Regions from separate parts of the Homo sapiens genome. Here region 1 is linked to region 2. The links are chromatin loops, found by intact Hi-C in ENCODE. Cell type or tissue: endothelial cell of umbilical vein. All regions are shown on one strand. Links, peaks and the distances in the headings refer to the core of each region. The heading gives the core; the rest is flanking DNA. Region 1 overlaps WWP2 (WW domain containing E3 ubiquitin protein ligase 2). Region 2 overlaps WWP2 (WW domain containing E3 ubiquitin protein ligase 2).

Region 1 (9,653 bases), core at 564-8,563, 54 kb after region 2:
AGTAGGCCAGGCGCAGTGGCTCACGCCTGTAATCCCAGCACTTTGGGAGGCCGAGCTGGGTGGATCACAAGGTCAGGAGTTCGAGACCAGCCTGGCCAATGTGGTGAAACCCCATCTCTACTAAAAATACAAAAATTAGCCGGGTGTGGTGGCGCATGCCTGTAGTCCCAGCTACTCAGGAGGCTGAGGCAGAAGAATGGTTTGAACCAGGGAGGCGGAGGTTACAGTGAGCCGAGATCGTACCACTGCACTCTAGCCTGGGCGACAGAGTGAGACTCCATCTCAAAACAACAAAACAAAACAAAACAAAACAAAAAAAACACAATGAAACAATGGCTGCAGTAAAGTTTTCCTGTGCATGCCTTTTTGTGTATGTGGTTTTTTCTTTTTCTTTTCTTTCTTTCTTTTTTTTTTTTTTTTGAGACAGAGTCTTGCTCTGTTGCCCAGGCTGGAGTGTGCAGTGGCACAATCTCGGCTCACTGCAACCTCCGCCTCCTGAGTTCAAGTGATTCTCCTGCCTCAGCCTCCCAAGTAGCTGGGATTACAGGCATCTACCACCATGCTTGGCTAGTTTTTGTTTTTTTAGTAGAGACAGGGTTTCGCCATGTTAGCCAGGGTGGTCTCAAATTCCCAACCTCAGGTGATCTGCCCACCTCGGCCTCCCAAAGTGCTGGGATTACAGGTGTGAGCCACCACTCCCAGCCAGTTATTTCTTAAAGATTTGTACAGCAACTGGAATTTCTGCATTATAGGAAATGAAGATCTTCAACTTCAGTAGGTATTATCAAATTGCCTGAGTCACCTAACCAATTCATACTCCTGTGAGCATGCATAAGCATTCCTGCTAAAACTTAGTGTTGTCAGGTTCGTTTCATGTGGGCCAGTCTAATGGGCATGAATGGTACATCTTTGAGGATTCAGTTTGAAGTTCCCTGATTACTATTGAGATTGAACCTCTTTTTACATGTCTTTATTAGGTTCTTTGGTTTCTTCTTTTATAAATTGCCTATTTATTTTTGTCCATTTTTTATTTGTCTTTATATATATTTATTTTTAATCTGCAGGATTCTTTTTTGTTGTTGTTTTTGTTTGTTTTTGAGACGGAGTTTCACTCTTGTTGCCCATGCTGGAGTGCAATGGCGCAATCTTGGCTCACTGCAACCTCTGCCTCCCAGGTTCAAGCAGTTCTCTTGCCTCAGCCTCTGGAGTAGCTGGGATTACAGGCATGTGCCACCACTCCCAGATACTTTTTCTGTATTTAGTAGAGACGGGAATTCACCATGTTGGTCAGGCTGGTCTTGAACTCCTGACCTCAGGTGATCCACCTGCCTCGGCCTCCCAAAGTGCTGGGATTACAGGCATGAGCCACCACACCCAGCCAATCTGCAGGATTCTTAATAATGCTAGGTACAAATTGCTTCTCAATTATACGCATTGCAAATATTTGCTCCCAGTCTGTGGCTTGTCTTTTCAATTTGCTTATGGTGCCTTTTATTGTACAAGAGTTAATAATTTTAAATAGCCAAATCTGTAATCTTTTTCATGTGTCTTTTGTGTTTTGTCTAAAATTCTTCCCTACTCCTAAGTTACATAAAAATGTTACAGGCCACACTTGGTGGTTCTTGCCTGTAACTTTAGCACTTTGGGAGGCTTAGGCAGGCAGATTGCTTGAGCCCAGGAGTTCAAGACCAGCCTGGACAGCATAGTGAGATACCCATCTCAGCAACAACAACAACAACACAAATTTTATACACATTCCACATTTTATTTATTCTGATATGCATGTTATTTCACATTTTAACTTGTTTAAAAAATCAAGATGTGGGCCGGGTGCAATGGCTCATGCCTATAATCCCAGCACTTCGCGAGGCCGAGGCAGGTGGATCACCTGAGGTCAGGAGTTCAAGACCAGCCTAGCCAAGATGGTGAAACCCTGTCTCTACTAAAAATACAAAAATTAGCCAGGTGTATTGGTGCATGCCTGTAATCTCAGCTACTCGGGAGGCTGAGGCAGGGAATTGCTTGAACCCGGGAGGCGGAGGTTGCAGAGCCAAGATTGTACCACTGCACTCCAGCCTGGGTGACAGAGTGAGACTCCGTCTCAAAAAAAAAAAAAAAAAAAAAAAAATCAAGTTGTGGTTTATAGGCACTGGGGTGGCATAATTTAATTGGCAGTGTTTTTTTTCTTAGTGTTATGTTTAATAATCTTACAATCGATGGCATTTTAGATTTGATGAAAAACAATATATAATTTCTAAACAAAATTTTGATTGTCTTAGTCATATTACTTTAAACTTGCCTTTTCTACCCAATATATTGTAAATACCTGAACAAGTCAATATTTATCTACAATGTTATTTTTAAGGAATGAATACCCATTATAGGAATAACATGATTTATTTGATTAACTCTCCATTTGGGGGTGTTTAGGTTGCTTCCAGTTTTTCTGTAACTGCTGTAATATGACGTAACAGATGCACTTATAGCTAAATTTTTGACACCTAATTATTTCTTTGGGATATGTCCTAGAAGTAAAGTAGCTGAGTTAAGGGCCATTCACAAGAAAAATAATTAAACGGTATTCACATAATAAAGGTTTTTTGGCCAAATTGCCCTTTGGAAAGAGTGTACCCATTTTTGCTCCCATTGATCGTTCTTGATAGTAACTGTCCCTATACTGCCAACCTTTTATCTGCAAAAATGTTAAAAAGAATTTTTTAGAGGCTGGGTGCAGTGGCTCACGCCTGTAATCCCAGCACTTTTGGGAGGCCGAAGCAGGAAGATTGCTTGAGCCCAGGAGTTCAAAACCACCCTGGGTAATATGGCGAGACTCTGTCTCTATTTTTAAAAAAGATAATTAAAAGAATTTTTTATAGATGCATATATTTTAATGTTGCCAACTTTTTTTTTTTTCTTTGAGACAGAGTCTTGCTCTGTCACCCAGGCTGGAGTGCAGTGGTGCGATCTCAGATCACTGCATCCTCCGCCTCCTGGACTCAAGCGATTCTCCTGCCTCAGCCTCCTGAGTAGCTGGGACTACAGGTGCGTGCCACCATGTCTGCCTAATTTTTTGTATTTTTAGTAGAGACGGGGTTTCACCATGTTGGCCAGGGTGGTCTCGAACTCTTGACCTCAGGTGATCTGCCCGCCTTGGCCTCCCAAAGTGCTGGAATTACAGGCGTGAGTCACCGTGCCTGGCTAGTGTTGCCAACCTCTATTGAGGAGCTTTGGTAAAGATAAAAAAGATAAGAAGAAAGACTTAATTCAGGAGCTTTGGTAGCTGCTCCCATGCCATCCTGTGTTTGGAGGCATAAAGTGCTGGTTGTTGAGTTATTAAAAGGTTAGTGTGCTTAGATTTAAAGGCTAGTTCCTTATTTCAGGAAGGGTCCTTCGGGGAAGGACTGAGTTTAACACATTTCCTACCCAGTTTACAAAGGACCTACTGAAGCACTAAACACAGTGCACAGGAATTATATTCCACTGCAGACAGATTGCTGACTCATAAAACAGCCTGAAAACATCCCTACAGAAGAAATAAATCTTATGGTTCTCCCCGGAAGTGGCCAAAGCTTGGAGGAAGAATAGGACTTGGCTCAGAAACATTTATTATAGGAGCATAGAATACAAAAATGTGATTTTATGTAGCTTTTGCCTGTGGGGCATTGAACTTCTGAAGAGGCAGCTTTAAGAATACTTGAGTACTTCCAGTGTATTCTTCTTAAGTTTAATTTTTGTCTAAGTAACCAGCAAGACATCTTTTCTTTAGGATGTGAAAGGGTTCAGGTGTGGTCTTATTTCCTTTTCTCTGAGATGGAGTCTTGCTCTGTCGCCCAGTCTGGGGTGCAGTGGCGCGATCTCAGCTCATTGCAAGCTCTGCCTCCCGGGTTCATGCCATTCTCCTGCTTCAGCCTCCCGAGTAGCTGGGACTACAGGCATGTACCACCACGCCCAGCTAATTTTTTTGTATTTTGAGTAGAGACGGGGTTTCACATGGTCTTATTTTCTAATGGAGAGAGTGGATTTTGATTGAGTTAGCTTTACTAATAATGCCCAGTGCTTGTGTCAGTGAAAAGTAAGCAAATTAATGAATAATACAAGCTGATAATGCTCTTACCAAGACTGAAATTTTGACCATTTTGGTGTATCAATTTATAAGGGCCACTTGAAAAGAATTGCTGTTAGCCAGGCGTGGTGGCGAGTCCCTGTAATCCCAGCTACTCGGGAGGCTGAGGCAGGAGCATCACTTGAACTCGGGAGATGGAGGTTACAGTGAGTTGAGATTGCACCACTGCACTCCAGCCTGGGTGACAGAACGAGACTTCGTCTCTAAATAAATAAATATATAAATAGAGAATTTATCTAAAATTCACTCGAACTCTTTGCCCAGCTTTAATCCCTTTTAGCTTAATCCTATTCTTGGTGAAATGTTGATTTGGTTCAAACAGGTGAATCTGACCAAGAAATATGGTGATCAGAATGGTTGAACACACACTGTAACAACGGGTAATTGAGCATTAATTTCCTGAAGACCTTTGGGAAACCTTTGACAAGAAAACATGGTTCAGGAGACCAGATGATTTCCTGTCTGATAACATGAGAGAGATGCTGATGTCATTCTAATAATGAGATGGAGATGTTTAGCCTTTAACCTGTGAAGATGGCAATTGTGAGTGGATTGGGACGTAGGGTTGGAACATGGTTCATATACAACTGAACCAAGGGCAGCTACAATCCATCAGTGCAAAGGTAATTTAGGGAAAGGAAAAAGTACCTAAGATTAATTGCAGTCAGACGGAGACTGCTTTTAAAGTACTTTGAAGTACAAAGACCTCGTGTAGTCCATGATCCAACCAAATGTTACTCATTGAAGGCCAAGGAGCAATGTGTTGGGTAGGGACTGAAAACAAGCTTGGTGCTTTGAACACTGTTCCTGAGAGCATCAACGGAAGCTATCGAGGGGGACAGGAGATGACCCATGTGACCAAGATGCAGTGTTGAGACCCGTGGGTAGTTTGATTGAAAAGCCTTTTAATCTCAGTGTGAAGGAGTTGCTTATAAGTGACAGAAATATAACCTCTGACAGGGATGCGCTGATGAAAAATTGATACCAGTGTCACTTTCTTGGCATGGGGGGGACCAAACCAAGACAGTCGGAGGCTCCATCTATGTGAGTCAGCGGCCACTGAGGAGGAACAGGAATCAGGAGGCTCGTCTGGTTGGTGATAGAATCCACCGACTGTGCTGCCTGAATGAAGGGGAGAGATTTGTGTGAATTATGAATAGCCATGCAGGTGAGGGAGGAGTGAGGTTCTGTGAGAAAGGGAGGCAGGCCAGGTCATGGATCAGGGAGGACCCGCAGGGACATTTAATCTGAGCAGGGGTCCAACTGCAAAAGGAAAAAATGATATCAAAAAAGGTGATGGAAGAAAGGTCTTGTTCCTCTGGCAACTATTCTTCTCGCTAAGCCAGTTGAGGGGGTTCATAGAAGGACATTGAGCTTTGCGGGACAATAATAGTCCCTGAAAGAGAGACTTTCATTTCCAGCATCAGCCGTGATCAAAGATGGAAGGGTGGGCCTTATCTGGGCCTGTGTCCTCTGAAGACCTGCTGAAACTGTTGAATATAAGGGAAGAGGACTCAGCACTGATTTCATTTCTGGCAGTGTGTGGGAATACCACTGTGTCAATTACAGACATTTATTTCATGGAATTTGAAGCATTAGCCTACCTTCATATTAAAACGTTAGCCAAAGTGTAATAAAATCAGTGTTTCTCTCCTTGTCTCAAATGAACATAAAAGATGTCAAAAGTGGAGACTGCTGATAAGATGAAAGTTGAAAGAATTTTTGGAATAAAAGAAAAATGGCCGGGCGCAGTGGCTCACACCTGCAATCCCAGCACTTTGGGAGGCCGAGGAGGGTGGATCACAAGGTCAGAAGATCGAGACCATCCTGGCCAACATGGTGAAACCCCATCTCTACTAAAATACAAAAAAATTAGCCAGGTGTGGTGGCGCATACCTGTAGTCCCAGCTACTCAGGAGGCTGAGGCAGGGGAATCGGTTGAACCCAGGAGGTGGAGGTTGCAGTGAGCCGAGATTGCGCCACTGCCCTCCAGCCTGGCGACAGAGCAAGAATCTGTCTCAAAAAAAAAAAAAAAGAAAGAAAGAAAAATGTGTTTAAGTTTTGTTTTTAAGCTCCAATTGCTACAACAGATATTTTGTCTTTATAAAAGGGGCAGCCCACCCAAATATTAGAGTTTTCCAAATAGTGACTGAAAAATGAGCGTACTAGTATTAGGGCTTTTGTGCCACAAAACTACCCAAAGAACTGTTTTCAAGGAAGGGAAGGATGCAGCTAAATTCTTCGGGAGTGCTGGAGAGTTCTCAGCTACTTAAATTGCATTAGGAGCAGATGTTATAAAAGAGAGGCTTGCTGCCATTGGCGCTCAGCGCTTTCATTTTTTAATACTTATCCTTAAGCCAAATATCTTTCTCAGGACTTTCTTCATTTCCAAATTCAGATGAATAAAGAGGGTATCAGATTTGCTCCTCTGTTACCGAGCAGACAGAAGGTATTTGGAGAATTGCTGTGAAGCTACAGTATGTCGGCTGTCTTCTGTGCTAGAAGGCCCTGCCAAATCCCCACAGACGAAACACCAGCCTCTTGAGCTGGCAATATTGTTACCCCTTTGCTTTTAAATCAGAAGGGCATTCAGAGGGAGAAGATCTTTAACTATACCCAGTGCGCATTTTCTTTTTTTTTTTTTTTGAGTTGGGGTCTATTGCCTAGGCTGGAGTGCAGAGGTGTGATCACGGCTCACTGCAGCCTCCAACTCCTGGGCTCAAGTGATCCTCCTGCCTCAGTCTCCTGAGTAGGTACGATTACAGGTATGTGCCAGCACATCTGACTATTTAAAAAAATTTTTTTATAGAGATGGGATCTTGCTATGTTGCCCAAGCTGGCCTCAAACTCCTGGTTTCAAGTGATCCTCCTGCCTTAGCCTCCCAAAGTTCTGGTACTGTAGGCATGAGCCACTGTACCTGGCCCTAGTGTGCATTTTCATCTGGCCACTTTTGCCAGATCCTGCCCTTTTGGTAAAATACTAAATGAAATATGAAGATCTCCCTTTTGCAGTGGGAGGAACCAGGGCATCTGGGTCAAATCCCCAGGAGTCTCATCAGTCAGAGCCTTGAGCAAGAATGCCCGGGAGAGAAAACATCCCTACATGCTATTTAATGGTGTTTGTCATGTTAAATAAGTAAGCAAGAGGCCGTTAGCCTGAAGCTGTCTCCATACTTCCAGTTCTTACATAGCAAACTACAACCTAACTTAGTACGTAAACCAACCAAAACCCAAATTAGGAGTATATGTTTTTTGTAACAAATAGCTGGGTTCCAGCCAGTCACAGGCAGGCAGCTGATCAGACCACGCCCAAATAAGGCAGACGCCCAGCTGTAGCTGTTTAGATGATTTCTCTACCTTGCTTCCGTGTTCAGCCTCTAAAGACTTGCCGCTCACACTGCTTGGCAGCGCTCTCTGAGCCTCTCCTGGTTCTGAGTGCTGCCCAGTTCCTGGATCATTCTTAAATAAACTTGGTTAAATTTATTTTGTCTAATGTTTGTCTTTAAACAGTAGCACTCTGGTCCTCAACCAAGAGTTGTCCGCTTTGGGGGGTGTGTAGAACCTCCAGATCTCACTGTTCTTGGGGCCAGCCCTCCTAGTGGTGCAAAATGTGTACCTTCTTCCAGGAGATCAGATCTGAGCAGAAGATTGTGATTAAAATGGAGCCTAGAAATGTCTGTGGACCCATTACAGGTTGAGTGTTCCTGTTCTGAAATGCCCCCAAATCCAGAACTTTTTGAGTTCCGACATGATGCTTAAAGGAAATACTGGAGAATTTAGGATTTCAGGTTTTCAGATTAGGGATGTTCAGCTGGTATGTATTCTGCAGATATTCCAAAATCTGAAAACAAAAAATCCAAAATCTGAAACACTTCTGGTCCCAAGCATCTAGAGAAGGGGCTACTCAACCTGTATAATTCCTCCCTAGTCATCTTGATCCTACCTCAATGCCAGTGCTAGGGAAGGCTGCTCACTTTGAGATCAGGATTGGGAAGCCACCTGGCACATGGCCATGTAGTAGAGTCCTTATAAATTTCAGTTCATCTTCCTTTTCTGCCCATTCTTCCTTTCAGCAAAGCATGGTGAAACTCATGGGCTTGGGGGGCAGAGCTGAGTTTGAATCCCATTGAAGAGTTACATAGTTTCTCTGAGCCTCAGTTTCCTCAGTGGTGATGGTGATTCCACCTTAAAGGATGAAGGCAAGGATTGCATACATGGTGTTAGCCTGTAGCTCGTGGTAGATTCTCAGTGGGTAATGGTGTCTCCTCTGCTTCTTTCTTACCTTGAAAACCTTATGTATCTGTTTCTTTTTCTTTCCTTTTCTTTTCTTTCTTTTTTTTTTTTGAGACGGAGTCTTGCTCTGTCGCCCAGACTGGAGTGCAGTGGTGCGATCTTAGCTCACTGCAAGCTCCGCCTTCCGGGTTCACGCCATTCTCCTCCCTCAGCCTCCCAAGTAGCTGGGACTACAGGTGCCTGCCACCATGCCCAGCTATTTTTTTATATTTTTAGTAGAGACAGGGTTTTACTGTGTTAGCCAGGATGATCTTGATCTCCTGACCTTGTGATCTGCCCGCCTTGGCCTCCCACAGTGCTGGGATTACAGGTGTCAGCCACCGCACCCGGCCTTACGTATCTGTTTCTGGACTAGCTTCTGAGGGGCTGATCAATGCAGTCCACTAACCAGACATCCCAGTTTAAATAAGAAGTGGCAGTGAGTACAGGTAATATCTATCAGTGTAGATACATCAGGCTTAATAGTAGAAGTTAGGACTTTTTTCTTCATATACAGTTAGCTCTGCTATAACATATGTGCTCCTAAAAGTCAGCACGTGATGCAAAATTATGCAGTTAAAAACCATAGAGGGTAGGCACGTTGGTTTGTGATACCAGCACTTTGAGAGGCTGAAGTGGGAGGATTATTTGAGCCCAAGAGTTCGAGACCAGCCTGGGCAAAGCAAGACCCTGTCTCTACGAAATAAAAAGATTAGCTGGGCCTCGTGGCATGCACTTGTTTTCCTAGCTACTTGGGAGGCTGAGGCAGGGGTATCACTTGAACCCAAGAATCAGAGGCTGTAGTGAGCTATGATCACACCACCACACTCCAGCTCGGGCAACAGAGCAAGACTCTGTCTTTAAAAAAATAAAAAGAAAAATATGTTAAAAGGATAAAAACCACAGGGCTTGTGGGGAAAAGTGAGTAGGAATGTAATACTAAAAATATTTGTCAATGACACATTAAAAAGGAACCTAATAATGATAGCAGTTTTACACATGTTAAATGATTACGAAATAGATAACACTACAGTAAATATGGCATTTTCTCTTGAGAAGACCTGAAGTTTGCTTGTGGAAGCAGGTGTCAGAAGTTGGAGCTTGTGAGTATTACTGTGAACTGGTGCATGGAGGGCTATCTGAAATCAGATGGGAGTTGTAACTCCAGATGTTGACGGTGTAGCCTATTAATACATTGTAAACTGAGGAGGTTGCTAGATGCCTGTGGGTTTTGTGCATTCTTGTGTAACTAGGTTTA
Region 2 (9,653 bases), core at 380-8,379:
GGGGAATAATGCTTTGAAAAATGGAATATGATTTTAGCCAATACCCGCAGCATCTTAAAAGATCCCTCTGAGGACAGCTGTCAGCTTCTCCAGATTTGGTTGTTTTGTGGGCTTATGAGGTTGTGGTGACTGGCAAGTGGCGGGAGCAAGACAAGATGGACGTTTGGATCTTTTTTCCGTACCTTTATTAGAAGCAGAGATGCCATTTCCCCATTCTCTTTTCTCCAAGTCACTGTAAAGGCGTTGCCTCACTCCCAAAGACCAGTCATGTTTTCCGTGTCTCGGTAGGTGACTTACAATAGTTGGGTCTCACGGGGTGATGAATGACAGTGTAACTGGCAAATCTTGTGTCAACAAAGCCATGATGGGCACCTGGAACTGGAGGAAACAATTTCTTAAGCTAGAACAGCGGTGGGCGAGGAATACTTGAGCATTTCACTCTTTTAGAGAGGAAGGAATACTTGAGTATTTCACTCTTTAGAGAGTGATGCCTTCTCAGCTTTGGTGCTAGTAACTACATCTTAGTCTTTTAGCTGAGTTGGAAAGTTTGTCTCAAACACACCCATATAACTTAATTTGGGGCTCAAAGTCAGATTCAGCTATTAACAAGTTTGGATCTAAATTCTTGACCTATTTACTGGTCTCTGAATTCCTCTAGTTGATCGACCTTGAAATTCAGAGATCCTGTTAAACCTCGTTTGTTGTCATTGGTGTTGAGAATGACACCAGGTCATCGGTGTTGCAGCAGCCAGGCTGCAACAGGAAATCGGATGCATTTTGGCCCATCACACGTGGTAGACATTCAGTGCTAGTTAGTTACTGGTGAGCAAGGTACCTTCCGATAGTGTAAGCCTTATCGGAGTCCTCTGCAGTCTGTTAGCTGCTGCAGGCTTTTACTACGTGTAGCATCTGAGTTTTCCCTGGCCTCTGCCATCTAAGTAACTATTCATTCTGCACTCACATGGAACCTGTTGCCATTCAGCAGGAAATATTTTTGCAAATATTATCCAAAGGCTGTCTCTTTGCCTCCTTAAAAGCCCCCTTTCCACTTTGCTGTTGCAGGTATGAAGGTCACTGTGCACACATGCTTATGACTGTAGGCGGTGGCCAAGGAGTCTATTGGATAAAGGTGTAGGGCTTTGGAATCAGGAGATGCAGATCGAATCCTGGCCTGTCATTTACTTGCTATATGATTTTGGATAAGTCACAAAACCTCTCGGATCCCCAGTTTTTTTCAGGTGTAAAGTGGGGGTATCACCTGTCTCACAGGGTTATTGTGGGAATGAACTGAGATGAGGCATGTCAGTCAGAGGGCCTTACACAACGGGAGCACTCGGTGGAAGTGGCAGTGGGTTTTCTTTGTATCTGGAGACTCGTTTGTGCATGCCTACCCCCCTTCCCTGCTAAGCCTGGGAAGTGAGGCATTACCGGTGCGTTTACATCAAGGACTGTAGTTGGGAGGTGATGAATCAGACCTTTGGGATCAAGGGCAGTCCTTTGCTGTCCTTGCTTTCTGGGGGCAGAGAGAATGATGGGCTTCTGCCTGCTGTCTCCCAGACTAAATATTTAGCTTTTGCTGTCTGAAGGGTAGGTTTTTCTTGGACTTGGGTGCTATTCACTGTGATCAAACAAAGGTGCTCTGACCTGCCCATGAAGGTGAAGACTGCGATGTCAAAGCAACCCTTTCCTCTCCTTCTTTCCTCTGCTTGGTAAAGCTGTAGAACTGGAACTGTGAAAGGGTTTTATCTGAGGGGTTCATTCGTCCAAGCTCATCCCGCAGAGCACCACTTGCTTGCTAAGCAAGGTCTCACAGCTCCATTTCTTAGTGGGATCTTGCCTCTTCTTCAAGAATAATCAGATGAAGCCTGGGCGTGGTGGCTCATGCCTGTAATCCCAGCACTTTGGGAGGCTGAGGCGGGCAGATCACTTGAGGTCAGGAGTTTGAGACCAGGCTGGCCAACATGGTGAAACCCTGTCTCTACTAAAAGTACAAAAATTAGCCAGGCATGGTGGTGTGTGCCTATAATCCCAGCTACTCAGAAGGCTGAGGCAGGAGAATTGCCTGAACCTGGGAGGCGGAGGTTGCAGTGAGCTGAGATCTAGCCACTGCACTCCAGCCTGGGTGACAGAGCCAGACTCCATCTCAAAAAAAAAAAAAAAAAAAAAGAATACTTATCTGGTCTGGCACATGGAAGCCAGCATGGGACTGCCACCAGCAATTCATGCGGCATACATTTGTTTGCCCACAGACTGTGTTAATATGGAATCAGAGGTCTGATTATGTAAAGAAAGAGTTATATCATAAATTGTCATACACTCTTATAATGGAATACTGTCTCACAGTAAAAATGGGTGAAAAATGGTTATATCCATATGGTGGAATCTTAGAAACATAATGTTGAACAAGAGAAGCAGGTCATAGAAAACAGTACCATAGTAGGATGTCATACGTAGAAAGTTGAAAAATGCAAAGCCAAACAATACATGTTGTATGGATACCTTCAGAGGCAGTAAAACTATAAAAAATGGATGGGGCTGGGTGTGGTGGCTCACGCCTGTAATCCCAGCATTTTGGGGAGGTCGAGGCGGATGGATCACTTGAGGTCAGGAGTTCAAGACCAGCCTGGCCAACATGGCGAAACTTCTTCTCTACTAAAAATATAAAAATTAGCTTGGCATGGTGGCGTGCACCTGTAATCCCTGCTATTCGGGAGGCTGAGGTAGGAGAATCACTTGAACCCCCGAGGTGGAGGTTGCAGTGAGCCGAGATTGCGCCACTGCACTCCAGCTGAGTGATGGAGTGAGACTCTGTCTCAAGAAAAAAAAAAAAAGAAAAAAGAATGGGAATAATGAATCCTGAATTCAGGAGGTTATCTTGGGAGGAGGCAGACAGGTGTAATGAGAAAAGAGTACAGAGAAAGTTTCTAAGATACTGGTCATGTTGTTTCTTTGCCTGGGTGGTGGCTCCCAAGTGTTCATTATTTTATTCTTCTTTAAACGAAATATATATTTAGAGTCTTGCTCTGTCACCCTGGCTAGAGTGCAGTGGCTCACCCACAGCTCACTGCAGCCTCAAAATCCTGGGCTCCAGGGATCCTCTTGCTTTAGCCTCCCAAGTAGCTGGGACTACAGGTGTGTGCCAGGCCCTACACCTGCTGCCAGGCTCTTTTTATTATTTATTTATTTATTTTTAAATTTGAGATGGAGTCTTGCTCTGTCGCCCAGGCTGGAGTGCAGTGCCACGATCTCGGCTCACTATAAACTCTGCCTCCCAGGTTCAAGCAATTCTCCTGTCTCATCCTCCAGAGTAGCTGGGACTACAGGCACATGCCACCATGCCCGACTAATTTTTGCATTTTTAGTAGAGACGGGGTTTCACCATATTGGTCAGGCTGGTCTCAAACTCCTGACTTCAGGCGATCCACGCACCTTGGCCTCCCAAAGTGCTGGGATTACAGGCATGAGCCACCATGCCCTGCCTTTTTATTTATTTTTCTTATTTTTTTTTTTTTTAATTTTTTTGAGATGGAGTTTCACTCTTGTTGCCCAGGGTGGACTGCAATGGTGCAAACTCAGCTCACTGCAACTTCTCTCTCCCAGGTTCAAGCTATTCTCCTGCCTCAGCCCCTGAGTAGCTGGGATTACAGGCATGCGCCACCATGCCTGACTAATTTTGTATTTTTAGTAGAGATGGGGTTTCTCCATGTTGGTCAGGCTGGTCTCGAACTCCCGACCTCAGGTGATCTGCCCGCCTCGGCCTCCTAAAGTGCTGGGATTACAGCTGTGAGCCACCGCGCCTGGCCAGGCTCTTTTTAATAACCCATTCTTGCAGGTTCCCAACAGAGAGAACTCACTCACCCCCATGAGAGGACATTAATTTATTCATGAGGGATCCACCCCCATGACCTAAACACCTCCCACTAGGTCTCACCTCCCAACTCTGCCACATTGGGAATCAAATTTCAACATGAATTTTGGTGGGGACAAACTGCATCCAAACCATAGCAGGGAGTCAAGTTGGAATGAAGCCCACAGGACTGTCTGTGAGTGGAGCTGCTCCTCCTAGCACCTCACGACTTCCTCTGGCTTGAATAACTGGCTCCTCTGTCTAGAATCTCAGTAAAATTTCCATAGTCATACAGGGAAATGGAACAACAACAACAAAATGAGAAGAATGCATTTAATTTGCTTTTTGATTCATAAAATTTTTCATTAATAGGGATTAACATAAGGGATCTTAGTTAAGAAGCTGTCAGCTGGGCGCAGTGGCTCAGCGTGCAGGCTGGGTGTAATCCCAGCGCTTTGGGAGGCTGAGGTGAGTGGATCACCTGAGGTCGGAAGTTCAAGACCAGCCTGACCAACATGGAGAAACCCCATCTCTTCTAAAAATACAAAGTTAGCCAGGCGTGGTGGCGCATGCCTGTAATCCCGGCTACGTGGGGAGCTGAGGCAGGAGAATCACTTGAATCTGGGAAGTGGAGGTTGTGGTGAGCCCAGATCGTGCCATTGCACTCCAGCCTGGTCAACAAGAGCAAAGCTCCATCTCAAAAAAAAAAAACAAACAAACAAGAAGCGAAGTGTCAATAGCTAGGTGCAGTGGCTCATGCCTGTAATCCCAGCACTTTGGGAGGCTGAGTTGGGAGGATTGCTTGAGCCCAGGAATTTGAGGCTATAGTGAGCCAAGATGGAGACCCTGCAATCCAGCCTGGGCAACAGAGCTAGATGCTGTTGCTAAAAAAAAAAAAAAAAAAAAAAAAGAAGCTATATATAGAGCCTTCAACAATTTATTTTCCTTTCTTATGTGTATATGTATTTAAGCTATTTTGTTTAAGAATGCATGTGAACGCACATGAGAGAGTGTGTATGTGTGTGTTTGTGTGTGCATGTAGGCCTGGGGACCTTGGATTTGCCTGTGGCCCTCATCAGCTGTCAGTAGTGGCCAGTGTTGGTCACAATCTGCATTTTAAGATGTCTTTCCCAGTGATTTTTTTACATGGAAAAGTTTCAGAGCCTCTTAGATAGTTTTCTTTCTCACTCCTTTACTCTTCTTTTTTTGTCCTGCTTTGATGAAAACATATCAGATTTATTGGCTCCCTTGCCTTGGCATTAACGGCCTCTGAAGATTTAAAAGATCTGTAATCTCGGAGACTTATAAAGCCTAACCGTCTCCGGTGAGCTCTAAATAGATCATCAACTGTGTCTGCAGACAGCCTATCCCAGAAAGGAAAGAAAAATAAACTCAGGCGGGTGTGAGTCCACTGTGAACACTTCAGGAAGTCCTGGGAGGGCCGGGGGAGAATTGGGAAGCAGAGCTAGCAGGGAGGAGGGGTGGAGGGTGGATAGGAGCTGAGCCTTGGGCACTAGGCCATTCTCACAGTCATTGTTGGCTGGCGGTTGCCACCCCTCCTTCCACTGAGGTGACTAAAGGCTGCTTGATTGGGAACTGCAGTTATTTAGAGATGTTGCCCTGTCAGCAGGAAAGTCCTCCCATGCAGTAGCTTATGCTTAAAATCTGGGTATTGCCTCATTTCTGTTGCTGGGGAAGACAATGGAATAAGTGTTATTTATTTATTTATTTATTCATTCATTCATTCATTCATTCATTCATTCAGTTATAATTAAGACATAGTCCCTGCTCAAAGTCCCTGCTTGTAGGCAGGGCTTTCTTCTGAGCAGTTGGTAAATATGGAATAGGATTGAGACAGTGGTCAAGGGTCCCACTGCATTCTCCAAGCCAGACGTTGAAAAGTAATCATGGCTGGGCATGGTGGCTGTATGCCTGAGTCCCAGCTCTTTGGGAGGCTGAGGCAGAAGGATCGCTTGAGGCCAGGAGTTTGAGGCTGCAGTGAGTTATGATCGTGCCACTGCACTCCAGCCTGGACAACATAGGGAGACCCTGTCTCTTAAAAAAAAAATCATGGAGATTAATTACACACTCATTTATACATTGGTTTATTTTGCATCAATTAAAATGATACATGGTACCTTATTATACATTTATTTATTGCATAGATATTTATTTGGCATTTACTCTGTATGAGCCTAGAGAGATGTTTATAATGCCAGATGTGGCATGCGCCAGAAAGCTGGTTATAAACTAGGAGGAAGGAAGGCAAATCTCTGCCGTTGAAGGCAATATTCACTTGATATACATGAATGCCAGGCTCTGAGCTGTCGTGGTGATTAAAAGATGAAAAGTCGGCCGGGCGCAGTGGCTCACGCCTGTAATCCCAGCACTTTGGGAGGCCAAGGTGGGCAGATCATGAGGTCAGGAGATTGAGACCATCCTGGCTAACACGGTGAAACCCCGTCCCTACTAAAAATACAAAAAAATTAGCCGGGCGTGGTGGTGTGCGCCTGTAGTCCCAGCTACTCGGGAGGCTGAGGCAGGAGAATGGTGTGAACCCAGGAGGTGGAGCTTGCAGTGAGCCGAGATCACACCACTGCACTCCAGCCTGGGCAACAGACTGAGACTCCATCTCAAAAAAAAAAAAAAAATGATGAAAAGTCAGGGTCCCTGACATCAGGGAGTGTCTCTAGTAGGAGACAGATGCATGGATGAGTTAGAGTCTAGTGTGATGGATCCATGGTGATGGTATGTACACATGCAAGAGGAATGTAGTGGGACATTACCTAGATATGCCTGGGAGATTTGGGGAAGACCTCCCACATTTGAGCAGTATTTTGAAGGAGTTTGCCAGACCGACGAAGTGGGGTTCAGGGATGTCACTGCAGGCAGAGGGTACAGCATGAGTGAAGGCAAGGAGGAGTAAGAGAACTTGATGTATTTGAGGAAATAAAAGTCATTTAGAAATGTTGACATGTAAGATATTAGGGATGATAGCGTAGCAAACTAGGGTTTGCAGGCTGAATCCAGCCTGCCATCTGCTTTTTTGTTGGTGTTCTTGTTTGTTTGTTTGTTTTTGCTGGGTGAAATCTGCCGTGTTTTTTTTAGAGCACTTTTAGGTTCCCCCAAACATATATACTCTCTTCCCCACTATCAACATCCCCCACCAGAGTGGTACATTTGTTAGAATGATGAGCCTGCATTGACACATCATTGTCACTCAAAGTCCAAAATGTATATTAGGTTTCACTCTTTAATTTTTTTTTTTTTTTTTTGGACAGAGTCTCGCTCTGTCATTCCACTGGCTGGAGTGCAGTGGCTCAATCTCAGCTTACTGCAACCTCTGCCTCCCAGGTTCAAGTGAGTCTCATGCCTCAGCCTCCTGAGTAGCTGGGATTACAAGCATTCACCACCATGCCCAGCTAATTTTTTTTTTTTGTATTTTTAGTAGAGATGAGGTTTCCCCATGTTGGCCAGGCTGGTCTTGAACTCCTGGACTCAAGTGATCCACGTGCCTTGGCCCTCACATGTATCCACCATTACTCTGTCATACAGAGTAGTTTCACTGCCCTGTGCTTCATCTATTCATCTCTCCCTCCCGTCCCCAGCCCATTGTAACCACTGATATTTTATTGTCTGCATAGTTTTGCCATTTCCAGAATGTCGTATAGCTGGATCATAGAGTATATAGCCTTGTCAGATTGGCTTCTTTCACTTAGTAATTGGGATTTACGTTTCTTTCACGTCTTCTCATGGCTTGATATTTTGGGTACTGAATAATATTTCATTGTCTGCATGTACCACAGTTTATCCATTCACTTTTACATTCCTCCTCCACAGTTTATTCATTCATTTACTGGTTGCTTCCAAGTTTTGGCAATGATGAATAATAAAGCTGCCATAAACATTAGTGTGCAGGTTTCTGTGCAGATAAAAGTTTTCAACTCGGTCGGGAACGGTGGCTCATGCCTGTAATCCTAGCACTGTGGGAGGCCGAGGCAGGCATATCGCAAGGTCAAGAGATCCAGACCATCCTGGCCAACATAGTGAAACCCCATCTCTAGTAAAAATACAAAAAAAAATTAGCTGGGCGTGGTAGTGCGCTCCTGGAGTCCCAGCTACTCGGGAGGCTGAGGCAGGAGAATAGCTTAAATCTGGGGGGTGGAGTTTGCAGTGAGCTGAGATCACGCCACTGCACTCCAGCCTGGCGACAGAGCAGCGAGATTCCAGCTAAAACAAAACAAAACAAAACAAAACAAAGTTTTTAACTTGCTTGGGTAAATACAAAGGAACATGATTGCTGGGTCATATGGTAAAAGTATGCTTAGTTTTGTAAGAAACTGCTAAACTGTTTTCCAAAACGGCTGCACCAGTTTGCATTGCCACCAGCAGTGAGTGAGAGTTCCTGTTGCTCCACATCTTCACCAGGTTTGATGTAGTCCATTTTCTGGATTTTGGCTATTCTAATGGGTATCTAGTGATATCTCACTTTAATTTGCATTTCCTGGATGATATATGATGTGGAGAGTCTCTTTTTTTTTTTGAGAAAGAGCCTCACTCTGTTGTCCAGGCTGGAGTGCAATGGTGTGATCTCGGCTTACTGCACCCTCCACCTCCTAGGTTCAAGTGATTCTCCTGCCTCAGCCTCCTGAGTAGCTGGGTGGCACCTGCCACCACGCCCAGCTAATTTTTTTGTATTTTAAGTAGAAACTGGGTTTCACCATGTTGGCCAGGTTGGTCTCGAACTCCTGACCTCAGGTGATCCGCCCACCTCGGCCTCCCAAAGTGCTGGGATTACAGGCATGAGCTGCCTTGCCCGGCCTATGATATGGAGAGTCTTTTCATATGCTTATATTCCATCTGTATATCTTCTTTGGCAGGGTGTCTGTTCAGGTCCTTTGCCCATTTTAAAAATCTGGTTGTTCATGTTCTTATTGTTGAGTTTTAAGCATTTTTTGTATATTTTGGATAGCAGTTCTTTATCAGATATATGTTTTGCCAATATTTTCTCCCAGTCTGCGGCTTGTCTTCTCATTCTCTTTACCACCTGTTTTTGGAAATACAGTTTTATTTTTATATGGCCATACTCATTTATTTTCATATTGTCTGTGGCTACTTTCATGCTACGATGGTATGTTAAGTAGTTAGAACAGAGATCTTATGGTCAGCAAAACCTAAAAGATTTACGATTTGGCTCTTTGCAGAAAGTTTGCCAGTCCCTGGCTGTAGGAGATGGTTTGAAGGCAAGAGCAGTTCACAAAGGGTCTTTTGTGTTTTACTGAGGACTGTAGATTTTATTCTTTGGAGACAGGGAACCAGTGGATTTTGAGCAAGGCAATGGTAAGGCTATTTCTGCGGTAAATTATTCAGGAAAGTAGTCTAATGGATGAATTCGGAGCTATATCAGTTGGGGTTCATTGCAGGAAACAGAAAACACTCTAGGTATTTTGAGCAGAAAAGGATTTAATATGGGGAATTAGATGCTTATAAAAGTCACTGGATGGGCTGATGCAATAGGAGTGAGGGGTCTCCCTGAGGTCTTTGGTTACAGGCTCACAGGCTTGCAGCTCCAGTTCACATGCCAAGAAACTACTGTGCCCTTGCAACCGCTTTATGTATTTGAAGTGGGTGTGCAGGCGATGAGGCATGGTGTCTGCTGGAGCCCCTGCCAGTCACCACCACCACAGGACAAATGGCTTCTGCCTTCCTTCTGCTTTCCAACCTTTCTGCAAGAACTTCTCATTGGTGCAACCTAAATCACACCCAGAGCCTATCTGCAGGAGGGTCTGGAAGTCTTCTAGGCCCT

The links. Peaks named below come from ENCODE experiments on the same cell type or tissue, not always from the same donor. Only the 100,000 strongest peaks of a DNase experiment are listed, where the experiment ranks them.
Region 1: a loop joins it to region 2, with 2.3 times the contacts of the local background. A loop is called at or near these places in 7 of 110 quality-filtered maps.

Annotation. Positions count from the first base shown.
Region 1 is chr16:69,897,624-69,907,276 of GRCh38, forward strand. The region is part of intron 8 of WWP2 (WW domain containing E3 ubiquitin protein ligase 2); the gene reads left to right. Among named protein-coding and RNA genes, the nearest start is that of MIR140, 31 kb to the right of the region's middle. In endothelial cell of umbilical vein, for the core only: no CTCF peak of the experiment used is centred there; no DNase peak of the experiment used is centred there.
Region 2 is chr16:69,843,905-69,853,557 of GRCh38, forward strand. The region is part of intron 6 of WWP2 (WW domain containing E3 ubiquitin protein ligase 2); the gene reads left to right. Among named protein-coding and RNA genes, the nearest start is that of MIR140, 84 kb to the right of the region's middle. In endothelial cell of umbilical vein, for the core only: no CTCF peak of the experiment used is centred there; a DNase peak (open chromatin) is centred at 5,327; H3K27ac peaks cover 645 bases.